2 separate regions of the Homo sapiens genome follow, and region 1 is linked to region 2. Evidence: chromatin contacts called from ENCODE Hi-C or POLR2A ChIA-PET data. All regions are on one chromosome and are shown on one strand. Each heading gives the region's core, a stretch centred on a gene start or an enhancer-like site at or near the end of the contact. The rest is flanking DNA. Distances are from core to core; before and after follow the strand shown.

Evidence for each region. A loop is a pair of places that touch in the nucleus more often than their neighbours do. ChIA-PET counts read pairs that join two places held with the same protein, here RNA polymerase II (POLR2A). Pooled maps may share reads with other maps.
Region 1: a loop to region 2 is called in a map with no recorded cell type, with 4 times the contacts of the local background. The contact joins two enhancer-like sites. A Hi-C loop is called at or near these places in 1 of 168 maps with a recorded cell type or tissue (endothelial cell of hepatic sinusoid), 5 of 37 single-sample maps with no recorded cell type and 3 of 50 pooled maps. POLR2A ChIA-PET finds 5 or more read pairs at or near these places in 3 of 52 experiments (AG04449, AG04450 and B cell).

The regions. Positions count from the first base shown.
Region 1 is chr4:169,393,515-169,400,010 of GRCh38, reverse strand. NEK1 (NIMA related kinase 1) reads left to right here. Exons shown (of 36, transcript NM_001199397.3): 36 at 5,488-6,496. The coding sequence ends at 5,501. Among named protein-coding and RNA genes, the nearest start is that of SH3RF1, 130 kb to the right of the region's middle. Within about 2 kb of position 1,555, at least 3 of the 41 ENCODE cell types and tissues checked have a DNase peak (open chromatin) inside an H3K27ac peak, as active enhancers do.
Region 2 is chr4:169,290,396-169,296,984 of GRCh38, reverse strand. The region is part of intron 2 of LOC105377529 (a long non-coding RNA gene); the gene reads left to right. Among named protein-coding and RNA genes, the nearest start is that of SH3RF1, 23 kb to the right of the region's middle. RefSeq lists enhancers at 3,457-3,576, 3,587-3,656 and a silencer at 6,482-6,589. Within about 2 kb of position 3,449, at least 3 of the 41 ENCODE cell types and tissues checked have a DNase peak (open chromatin) inside an H3K27ac peak, as active enhancers do.

The DNA.
Region 1 (6,496 bases), core at 306-2,805, 100 kb before region 2:
TTTAATTTACAAGTAACCTTTGAATGAGGTTTTTAAAAATCTTACTAGATAGATTTTTGGACAGCTCTAGCAATTAGAATAATCCTAGCCGGGTGCCGTGGTTTATGCTTGTGATTCCAGCTACTTGGGAGGCTTAAGTGGGAGGATGGCTTGAGGCCAGGAGTTTGAGACCAGCCTGGACAACATAGTGAAACCCTATCTCTACACACAAAAAAATTTTTAATTAGCTAGGCATAGTGGTGGGCACCTCTAGTCCCAGCTACTCAGGGGACTGAGGTGGGAGGATTGCTTGAGCCCAGGAGTTTGAAGCTGCAGTGAGCTGTGATTGTGCTACTGCACTCAGCCTTGGTGACAAAGCCAGACCCTGTCTCAAAAAAGTAAATAAATAAAAATAAAGAAGATTATAACTTAGAATAATTCATTTTTTTTTGTTTTTTTTGAGACAGAGTCTTATTGCCCAGGCTGGAGTGCAGTGTCGTGATCTCGGCTCATTGCAACCTCCACCCCCTGGGCTCAAGTGATTCTCCTGCCTCAGCCTCCCAAATAGCTGGGATTATAGGCGTGCGCCACCACACCTGACTACTTTTTGTATTTTTAGTAGAGACAGGGTTTCACCATGTTGGCCAGGCTGGTCTTGAACTCCTGATCTCAGATGATCCACACACCTCAGCCTCCCAAAGTGCTGGGATTACAAATGTGAGCCACTGCGCCTGGCCCTAGAATAGTTCTTATCAAGGATGTGGTATTAAACGTTTTTTGTGTGTGTGAGATGGAGTCTTGCTCTGTTGTCCAGGCTAGAGTGCAGTGGCACAGTCTCAGCTCACTGCAACCTCTGCCTCCTGGGTTCAAGTGATTCTCCTGCCTCAGCCTCCTGAGTAGCTTGGCCTACAGGTGCTACCATGCCTGGCCAATTTTTGTATTTTTAGTAGAGATGGGGTCTCACCATGTTGGCCAGGCTGGCCTCGAACTCCTGACCTCAAATGATTCACCCCTCCTTGGCCTCCCAAAGTGCTGGGATTACAGGTGTGAGCCACTGCACCTGGCAAAACTTGTAGACACAAAAAGCAATATGTAAAATTTTGAACAAGAATTTATTTCTAGATTATTTGCCCAAACATTAATTTTATTACTTTAAATGTTAAATTCATAGACTAAAATTGAGGGTTTTAAATGTTGATGCTTAATTTTAGCAATAAAAATGTTTATAAAATGTATTTGTATTCCATACAAAATGTGTTTGCATATTCATACAAAAAAGTCTAAGATTGCATTGAAATATATATATGTATATAGTAAGAGAGAAAATTAAGTTTTAAAAAAAAGTTTGGGGAAGTCAACAAATTGGACAAATGAGCACAAGCAGTATAACATGAAGCCAGGAATGAAGAATACAAACTTCATGTTCAAAAGGTTTCCACATTTTCTAAAAACAGGAAACAAATTTGGTGCTGGTCTTTCTCACAAAGCAGAAAACCTAATTAATTACATGAGTCACAGTATTCATGAGACAAAACATTTTAGTTGCTCAGAGGACAGCTATTTTTGGTATTGAAACCAAAGGAACAATTTTCCCATGATCTTTAAAAAGAGGGCACTATCATACAGTGTTCCTCAAACTTGAATAACATGTGGATCCCTTTAAGGAGCAAAAAGTATTTTTTTCAGGCATGAGAATCCAAGGGTCTATAAACCCCAGTAAAAAAAAAAAAACTCAAGTCTTAGTGGTAGAAAATTTCTGTTAGTTGTGAATTATTACTGTAAAACATGTTGTATTTTTCTAAATATTAAAAAATTTTATCAAAATGAAAATATAAAAGGTAAACATTTTCTGGTACTTGTGGATTTCTTATTTTATTGAGACCTTGGACTTCATTTTACAAAACAGTGCTATAATGGAATGAAAAGTATCCTCAGTAATTTTTACAATATTTAGATTTCATGAGGCTGTTTCTCATATGTCATGCTGTAAGTTAATGGCACGAAGCCAGAGGATGATTCCATTTCAGTAATTCTGTAGAGTGTATCAAACCAATTCTATTCATATTCAGACTATTCCACCTCCAGGCGGTTCTCCTTAAGTATTGTTTCAATAGAGCTTTTCATAAGTAATCAGCAACAATGTGCTTGGGGTTCAGTTTTGCTCAACAAGTATCTGGAGAGCTTTTAGTTTGCCTTGCCCCTTAAGTGGAGAGCTGTAACAATCAACTTATTCACAAGGTAGAATTGACACCCTCTTTTGACAACTGAGTGGCTTCAAAAGGATATAAGCCTACACAGAAGGCCATTTCCCCTGCAAAGGACCAAGAATCAGGCTAGGTTAATACACCACTCAGGAAGCAATATCAGATTTTCTCTAGTACACAAATGGAAAGGGAAAGAGAACCCCAGAGTTCTGTATCATAAAGCCTGACAGTAATTCCTTCACCCTAGAAAAAATGTAAAGCAATTGAAGATGCCTACCCTGGCAATCTTTTCTAAAACTCTTAGTACATACCATTACAGCAGGTGTAGCTTAAAAAAAAATTGAGTACAGCCCATAAAATATTGTAACTTGCTACTATAGCTACTAAAGAAACTGGTTATAAAATGGATATTGAATTATGTGGATGACTTGCTGTTTTGTATTGTTAATCATGAGAGTTAAATGAAATGACTAGATATAGATTTCATATTCATTGATTCAGAATAACCGTTTTGCACTCCTTCTTATTGGAAGTCAGTAGAGCCCATATATAGCTGTTCTTTTTGATTTGGGGAGTTTTTTGTTGGGATTTTTTTTTTTCTATGGAGACAGGGCCTTGCTCTGTCACCCAGGTTGGAGTGCAGTGGCATGATCTCAACTCACTGCAACCTCCGCCTCCTGGGCTCAAGCAGTCCTCCCACTTCAGCCTCCTGAGTAACTGGTACTACTGGCGTGAGCTACCATGCCTGACTCATTTTTGTATTTTTTTGGCAGAGATGGCATTTCGCCATGTTGATCTCAAACTCCTGGCCTGAAGCTGTCCTCCCACCTCAGCTTCCCAAAGTGTTAGGATTACAGGTGTGACCCACCGCACCCAGCCTACCTGTCTTAGAGATAGTTGTCCAGACAGCTATCTTTTAGGCCACATCTAGGAGATGGTAAAGCCATGTCATCTACATATGGTACTTACACACTTTTATTTTCTGTGTTGGGGAAAAGGGAGAGTAAAGAAGGGAAGGGGTAAGCAAAATTTTATCTCGCTCACCCGAAAGTGACATCAAGTCATTAAGATACAAGTTAAAAAGAAGATTGTCAAAAACACATTTCTGTTTTATTTCACTGGAAATTATATAAGTCCTGAAAAGACAGCCTCAGCTATTTAACTCTCCTGATACTGTTATGGTGCAGGTTTGGTAAGCGTCAATATCTTCAGCCGTTGATAAAGTTAATGCTTTTTTTTCCATAGCTAGATACTATCCAGAGTCAGAAGTCAAATAGAGCTAATAAAATGTGTAAGCGATTTGATAGTATTCCTAATAAATTCTTCCACAAGGAGAGGAGTATAACAGCTGTGGCCAGTGGCAACCTGGCAGAGGCTACCATGTTCTCACATTGAGTATTAGCATTAGCGGCCCAAGTTTATAGATTCTTCTTTTTTTTTTTTTTTTTTTTTTTTTTTTTTTGAGATGGAGTCTTGCTCTGTCGCCCAGGCTGGAGTACAGTGACATGATCTCGGCTCACTGCAACCTCTGCCTCCCAGGTTCAAGCAATTCTCCTGTCTCACCCTCCCAAGTAGCTGGCATTACAGGCATGTGCCACCACACCCAGCTAATTTTTGTATTTTTAGTAGAGACAGGGTTTCACCATGTTGGCCAGGCTGGTCTCAAACTCCTGACCTCAGGTGATCTGTCTGCCTCGGTCTCCCAAAGTGCTGGGATTACAGGCATGAGCCACTATGCCTGGCCATTATAGACTCTTAAGAAAGAGACACATACCTTCTCTTCATATTCATTTTAGGTGGAATATTGGGCTGCGTTTATGTAATGAAATTGTATACATCGGCTAAAATGAATGAATTAAATTCCGACTGTCAATATGGATAAGCCCCACAAACATGATGAGTTGAATAAGTAGAATATTACACCATTTATGTAGTGTTTCTAAACAATTTTATTTAGATGTGCATGTACGTAATAAAAATAAAAGCAAAAACCATGAGCGGGAAGAATACACATCAATTTCAGAGTACTGAAAATGCCCCTGGGGAAGAAAGGAAGGCAGTAAGATTGAGAAAGGGTACTCTGCATCTGTAATATGGTTTTACTTAAATAATCCAAACCACTATGGCCAAAAGTTAGCTTTTGTTAATTCTACATATTATGGATATGTGTGTTCATTACTTTCCTGATTATTTGAAAAGTAAGTAAATTATAGTCCAGTGATAAGTGTTACCTTGGAAGCAATAAAATGTATGTAAGTTATAAAGTAATGATCCAACTACATTGATGGTGACAGGATAGGTCTTCCTAGGGGAGAGGACATCAAAGTTGGATTCTGAAAGACAAATGGGAATTTAATGCAAATAAGTACTCATACATGGAAGTATGCAAAATGTAGTAGGGAAACTATAAGCAATTCAGTGTTCCTAAAGCATAAATTATAGGGGCAGTTAAGGAAGGTGGGGAATGAAATTTGGTAAGATGAGAAATATTTAAAAGGCCAGATCATGAAGGGCTTTGTAATCCACGTTAAGGAGCGTGGATTCCATTTTGAGGCAGCAGGGAGCTAACAAATGTTTTAAGCAGTGCAGTGATTTGACATGACCCTTGGATTTTAATGAAAGATCACTTTTGCTAGAATGTGGAAGATAGTGCTTGCATATAAGATTAAGTTAACCAGTCTGTTTAATTCACTTGATTATAATCTTTAGAATTAAAAAAATTGAAAATAACAAAAATGTCTATAAATAGTAATGGTTAGTTATGTCATATCCATTAAACAGAATACTCTGCAGACATTGAAGTCAACATAGAATATATCCATGATTTATTCTTTAACATTTTATTGTCAAATTTTTATCATATTGAAAATCTGAAAGAACTTTACAGTGATCACCCATGCACCCACCACCTAGATTCTAACATTAGCATTTTCTAATCTTACATTATCACTTATGTATCCACCTTTCCATTCACTAGGGTGTTTTCAGTGGAAAACCTATGTTTCAAAACTGCATTTTAGTGTAATTTTTAAAAGATATTTGTGTATGCATAGGAAAGCATTGTGGGAGGATTTATATAAAGTTAACATTGGTTGTCTTTCACTTACAGATGATTTTTGCTTCCCATTTTATTCTTCATTGTATTGTCTGAATATTTTACAAGGAATGTGTGATAAAATAATTTTAAAAGTATGTTTAAAACTACATTAAAGCTCTTCTCCTTTAGCATGAACAAGAATGGGTTTTTTTTAAAGTAGATACAGCTTGATTTGAAATGAAGTCAATTTTTTTCTTTTTTCTACAGATAATGATGAATAATCCTCAAAATGTTTTTTAATCCTCAACTATATGAAAGCATTTGAATTTGGCTTATCAGAATAACAAGCTTCAGTGGGAAATACAGCAATTATTTATTTAAAAAATCAGATTTAAGATGGACTTTCTTATTGCATGAAAAAGATGGAGAAACATGCCATTTTTCAGTGAAGATTCTAATATTTTATCTATTTTGTTCATTGAATTCCATGGTTAAATCTCATAAAATATATACTTTATTAAATCATCCAACCAAAGCATAGGAAACATTGACCCAGAACCTGACTTAATGGTTTTGAAGATTTACTATGCAATAGGGTAACTTTGAGTTTCAGCAAATGTCTTTAGGTTGAAGGAATTACCTATGTCATGAAGGACCTGTCTGTGGTTTTTCAATGGAGTCTTTAAGCATGATCTTTTTTCTGTCTAGTACTTGTTTTCATTCTGGCCAGCAGTTCTACATTAAATCACCTTGTCAAGGGCTCTGTTTACATCTATACATTTTGAAGATGAAATTTTTAGCCTTAAAGTTTATATTCTCAAGTCCTTTTACAATCAGTGTGTCTCCTGAACTAGCACACAGGCTGTAGAAACAGTCTTAGAAATCATTGAAAGATTTGATTATGAAAGAATAGCAAAATTATATTTCTTGACATATAAAAAGTTGGTTTAATGCCTTTATTTCTCTTTAAGGACCAGAACCAGGAATACTATATCGAAAAATTAGTCTGTGGATTTAACACTGACTTAGCATATAGCTTAAAGTTGCTCTTTTGGTTTTTAACTTCCTCCATACATAAGCTTCAAGGACAATAAGATGTTAAAAAGGAGGAAATAATTATTTTTATTTTGACACTGTGACAGTTTTGGTAACTAGGATCCTAGGGAGGGAAATGTTTGCCTGTTGAACTTCTTTCTGTTATGAGAGGATTTAGTTAGGTCATTAAGATGTTGATCACACAGCTTCAATCACAATATGCCAAGTATAACCTGGTTTC
Region 2 (6,589 bases), core at 2,200-4,699:
CACCAGTCCCAGCTAATTTTTGTATTTTTAGTAGAGACAGGGTTTCACCATGTCGGTCAGGGTGGTCTTGAACTCCTGACCTTGTGATCCACCCACCTCAGCCTCCCAAAGTGCTGGGTTACAAGTATGAGCCACTGCACCCGGCCAGGTTTTTTTTTTTTTTTTTTTTTTTCTGGCATGTGTATGTCTACTCATTCCAGCAGCATTTGTTGAAAAACCTGTCTTTTCTCCATTGTATTATCATTGCTCCTTTGTGAAAGATCACTTGACTATATTTATGTGTGTATATTTTAGGGCTTTTCTGTTCCATTGATCTATTTGTTTATTCTTTCACAAATACCACACTGTCTTGGTTACTGTAGCTTATAGTAGGTCTTAAACTTACATAATGTCAGTTCTCCAAATTTGCTCTCCTTCAATATTATGTTGGTAATTCTGGGGCTTTTGCCTCTCCATATAAACTTTAGAATAAGTTTGTTGGATATCCACAAAACAACTTATTTGGATTTTGATTGGGATTATGTTGAATTTATAGATCAAGTTGTAAAGAACTGACATCTTGACAATGTTGAGTTCTCCTATCCATGAACATGAAATGTCTCTCCATTTATTCAGTTGGTCTTGTTTTTTTCATCAGAGGTTTCTAGTCTTCCTCATATAGGTCTTGAACATATTTTTTTAGATTTCTAACGAAGTATTTCATTTTTAGGGGTCCTAAAGTAAATGATATTGCATTGTTTTAGTTGAAATTCCACTTGTTTATTGTCAGTAAATGGGAAAGTGATTGAATTTTTCATTAACTTTGCATTCTGCAACCTTGCTATAATCACTTAGTAGTTCCAGGGCTTTGTGGAGAGTTTTTTTTTTGGTCATTTTTTTTTCTACATAGACAATCATGTCATCTGTGAACAAAGACAGTTCTATTTCTTTTTTTCCAATTGGTATACTTTTAGTTCCTTTTCTTGACTTATTGCATTAGGTGGGACTTCCATTATGATGCTGAAAAGCAGTAGTGAGAGAGGAGATGTCCTTGCCTTGTTGCTGATCTTAGTGGGAAAGCTTCTTGTTTCTCACCACTTAGTATGATGTTAGCTGTAGGTCTTTTGTAGATATTCTTTATCAAGTTGAGGAAGTTTCACTCTTTCCTACTTTATTGAGAGTCTTTATCATGAAATGGTCTTGGATCTTATCCAATGTTTCTTCTGCATCTGTTGATATAATCATATGATTTTTCTTCTTTGCTTGTTGATGTGATGGATTGCATTAACTGATTTTCAAATGTTGAATCAGTCTTACATACCTGGGATAGCTCCGATTTGGTTGTGGTATGTAATTCTTTTAATATAACATTGGATTTGATTTGCTAATATTTTAGGATTTTTGCAACCACATTCTTGAGAAATATTGGTCTGTAGTTTTCTTCTAATACCTTTGTCTGGTTTTGGTACTAGAATAATGCAGGCCTCGTAAAATGAGTTAAGAAGTAATCCCTCTGCTTCTATCTTTTGAAAGAGTTTGTAGAGAAGTGATATAATTTCCTTATTAAATGTTTGGTAGAATTCACTCATAAACCCATCTGGCCCTGGTGCTTTCTATTTTGAAAAGTTATTAATTAATTAATTCAATTTCTTCAAGAGGTATAGGCCTATTAAGATTGTTTCTTGTTGTATGACTTTTGGCAGACTGGATCTTTGAAGGAATTATCCCCATTTCATCTAGGTTATCAAATCTGTGGACACAGAGTTATTCAAAGTATTGCTTGATTATTCTTTTAATTTCTCTGGAATCTGTATGTATATATAATTGAATACATTGTTGCTATTATTATGTTGAACAAACTGTTGTTAGATAATTAAGAACAAGAAAAATAAAAATTTTCTTTCCCTTACTTATTCCTTCCTTGATGCTCTTCCTTTACTTATGTAGATGGTAGTTTCAGACCTGTATCATTTTTCTTCTCTCTGAAGATCTTCTTTTAACATTTCTGGCCAAGGATGTATACTGGCAACAATTTCCCTCAATTTCTGTCTGTCTGAGAAAGCTTTAATTTCTCCTCACCTTTTGAAGGATAATTTCACAGGGCACAGAATTCTAGGTTTGTGGTGTTTTTTTCCATCCACGCTAAGTATTTCATTCCACTTTCTACTTGCCTGCATGGTTTCTGAGAAGTCACATATAATTCTTATCTTTGCTCCTTTATAGGCAAAGTTTTTTCTCTCTGGCTTCTTTTAGGATATTTTTTCTTTACCTCTGATTTTCTAGTCTAAAAATGATATGCCTAGGTAGAGTTTTCTTTTGGAATTTATCTTGTTTTGTGTTCCCTGAGCTTTTTCAATCTATGGTTTGGTGACTGAAGACAATTTGGGGGAAATTCTCAATCATTGCTATTCAAATATTTCTTCTGTTCCTTTCTCTCATTCTTTTCCTTCTGGTGTTTCCATTTGTGTATGTCCCACTCTTTTCGGATATTCTGTTCTGGTTTTTTGTTTTTTTTTTCAGTCTTCTTTTTCTGTTTGCTCTTTAGTCTGGGAGGTTTCTACTGAGGTATCTTCAAGTTTACAGATTCTTTTTCGGCTGTGTGCAGTCTGCTAATAAGCCATCAGACACATTCTTCATTCTGATTACACTGCTTTTGAGCTCTAGCATTTATTTTTGGTTCTTTCTTGGGATTTCCATCCCTCTGCTTACATTGCCCATCTGTTCTTGCATGCTGTCTACTTTATCCATTACAGCCCTAAGCATGTTAATAATAGTTGTTTTAAATTTCCAGCCTAATAATTCCACCATCCCTGACATATTTTAGGCTGGTTCTCAGGCTTTCTCTGTCTCTTCAAACTACATTTTTGCCTTTCAATATGTCTTGTAATTTTTTCTTGATAGCTGGACATGAGGCACTGGTTAAAAGGAACTGCTGTCGATTAGCCTTTAGTAATGTGGTGGTATGGTGTTGGGGTGGGGAAGTGTTCTATAATTTCACAATTAGGTATCTGTTCTTTAGGCAGCCTGTGCCTCTGGACTGTGAACTTCACAGATGTGTCTCAGTTCCCACCCTGCACAGGTGGACTGAATGGCTAGAGTGGGTTGGAGTTGGGCATTTATTTTCCCTGGGTCAGTTAGGGTCTGATGAAACCCCAGCAGGTTAGGCTCTGGTTAAATAGTTTCTCCTGAGGGCAGGCATTGTTAAGAACACAGTTTTCTGGCGTATTTCAAAATGGTTCCTTTTCTCCTCCCCATGCCAGAAGGAGAGGATTCGTCTCCAATATTCACTGCGAGGAACTGTTTGAGCTCCTGGAGGGGGACTCAGTCCCCTGGAATATTTATTAATATCTCTCAAACTTGTCCACACTGAGCCTCCAGCAATTCATCAGTTGCAATTCAGGTTTCCCTTCCCCAACACAGGTTCCTGAGAGGTTTCAGCTTGTGGGTTTCCGCTCAGTTGCTCCATTATGGGGGCAGCGGTTTGCCCTGTGACTTCACTTCTCTTATGGATCTAAGAATAGAATTGTTGATTTTTCAGTTTGTTCTGCATTTTATTTGTGGTGGGAAACAGTAGCAACTTCTTATAAGCTAGACTGGAACCACAAGCCTATTTTTTAGTTTGGTTTTCTTTAGGTAGAATGAATGGAGGCAGGACAAAAGTGGGAATCCAAGTTTTGAAATGAGTTATTTTGAGACCTCAGGTGTCTGAATTTGAGCAGAGTGTATCGCATTCATTGGCCTTTTACATATATCCTATATCGTTATTCAGAGATTGGTTTGATTTCAACTTGGCCCTGGGGATATGAACCTAAATACGGTACATTTTGAGTGGGATCCCTGATGTGATCGGCCCTGAATGATCCTATCACATCTCAAATAAAAGTTGACTGGAAGGACTCAGATTGCCTCTCTTTGATCCCATCCTTAGGTTCTTCCGTTCCCTCCCGTGCGCTGTTTCGTCTGCGGCCCCCTCCCTTCTGGAGTTCTGTGCGTGTGCTCCGGTTGACCTGGCTCCTCTCCAGGCCTGCTGCACCGCTCATACTCGGGAACGGCCCCGCACTGTGCTCCCTGCCGGGATTGACTTTTTCTTAGTGCTCACATTTTCTTCTTTCTTGTTTTACTCTCTTGTTTGCTTGAGGACATCTTCACATTACCTATTCATAAAAATACTCGAGAAAGAGGATTTCTGAGGGTTTTCAGGTCTGGAAATATTTTTGCCCGTCTTCCTACTTAAATGATAGGTTAGCTGGCTCTAAGAATCATTTTCCTCACATATTCTACCACAGCTACCTAACGTGCACCTCTGTGTCTCCTTTTCCTCTCCCAGCTCCATGTAACTGTAACTCCTTCTCAAATGGAGCCTAGGAGGCAGAAGGAAGGGCATGCAGGGTTTTAGGTGCTGTGGGGATTCAATACAGAGAGGGCCTGTACTGGACCTGGGCCGGAGCATCCTTCAGGCCAGAGAGAGCTTGGGGCCTGAGAGGTACCTTGAGGCAAGGGTCAGAGCTCTGAGGTTACTGAAGAGAGCTTGGCCCATGGGATCCATAGACAAGAGAAAAGACAAGAAGGAGAACAACCCAGCTGATCAGTGCAGACCAATTTTTTTTTCTTTTTTTTGAGACAGTCTCTTTCTGTTGCCCAGGCTGGAGTTCAGTGGTGTGATCTCGGGCTCACTGATCCTCCGCCTCCAGGGTTCAAGTGATTCTCACGCCTCAGCCTCCCAAGTAGCTGGGGTTACAGGCAACTGCCACCACGCCCGGCTAATTTTTGTATTTTTAGTAGAGACGGGGGTTTTACAATGTTGGCCAAGATGGTCTTGAATTCCTGACCTCAAGTGATCCGCCCACCTCAGTCTCTCAAATTGCTGGGATTACAGGTATGAGCCAACACGCCTGGCCTTAGGGCAGCCAAATTTACCCAAAAGAGAGAAAGAACACACAGCTAAATTCCAACTTCACCAGCCTGGGCGACAAAGGGAAACCCCATCTCCACAAAAAATACAAAAATTAGCCAGGCATGGTGGTGCGTACCTATAATCCCAGCTACTCCAGGGAGCTGAGGATAAGGGATTGCTTGAGCCCAAGAGGTCAAGGCTGCTGTGAGTTCTGATTGCACTCCAGCACTCCAGCCTGGGTGACAGAGTGAGACCCTGTCTCAAAAACAAAACAAAACAAAAATTGAATTTTAGATCAATAATGAATAATTCTTTTTATGTAAGTCTGTCCCATGTAATATATTCTACCCAGCAACCCAGCCTACAGCTGACACAACTATACCTAGAAGGACTTGCTGGTCTCTCTGGCCCTCAAGGAGTGGCGAATGAAATAAGACTTTGTATCTTTGGCCAAGCTTGGTGGCTCACACCTGTAATCCCAGCACTTTAGGAGGCTGAGGCGGGTAGATTGCTTGAGTTCAGGAGTTTGAGAACAGCCTGGGCAACATGGCGAGACTCCATCTCAATTATTTTTAAAATTTAAACAAAAAAAAAAGACTTTGTATCTTTACAACTAAGAGAAAATTAACCTTTGTAGCTAAGGAAACTGGGGAGCAGAGAAGATAAGATAAGCATTTTCCAGCTGAGGACTTGTCTGTCTACAGGATCAGAGACCATGGAGCCTCCTGTACTCAAGAGATAGCTGCTGCTGAAGACCTGGCCCCAGGTGAATAACATAGGCAAAGGAACAACAAAGCCAGAATGGGGAAGAGTGAGCAGAGCATCCAGAAATGGCGGTTGCCAGCAAAATAGAACTGCTGAAAAAGGGCATGGCAACTTGAACAGAAAAAGTAATTAGTGCAATTGAGGAGCTTCAATTACAGCGTTAAACTGGAACTCAAGAACATGATTTTTTAAGTTTAAAAATATAGCAGATGTACTGAAAAAGTGTATGGTAACTATTGAGAAGTGAACAGAGGTCTGGAAGTACAAGGGAAAGAAATCTCTCAAAAAAGCAAACATTTAAAGTCAGACATCAAAAAAGCAAATATAAAGGAACCAGAAGATGGATCTAGAAGTTGTAACTTGTAAATAAATAGGAATTTCAGAAGAGTAAAGCAATCGAAGGAGGAGAGACAATATTTAAACAAACAGGTGAAGAAAATTTTACAGAGCTAAAGAAAGAGTTTCATCCTCAGAATTCTTTGAGTTTCAAGGAACAGGGGATGAAAACCGGAACACACTAGAGATTCCATTACTGTGTTGTAATTCCAAGGGTAATGACAAAGTTCTACAGTCTTCTAGATAGAAAGAACAAATTGTTTACATAGAAAAAGATTAAGACTGGCTTTAGATTTCTAACTACAACTTTAATATCAGAAAGTAGTAGGATAATAACTAGTGGCAACTGACGGTGTGATTTAAAAATCAAAACCCAAACACATATTACTTAAGAAACCCACGTTAGGCCAGGCACTGTGGCTCACACCTGTAATCGTAGCATTTTGGGAGGCTGAGGCGGGCGGATCACTGGAGATCAGGAGTTCAAGACCAGCCTGGCCAACATGGCAAAACCCTGTCTCTACTAAAAATACAAAAATTAGCTGGGCGTGGTGGCACATGCCTGTAATCCCAGCTACTCAGGAGGCTGAGGCAGGAGAATCACTTGGACCCAGG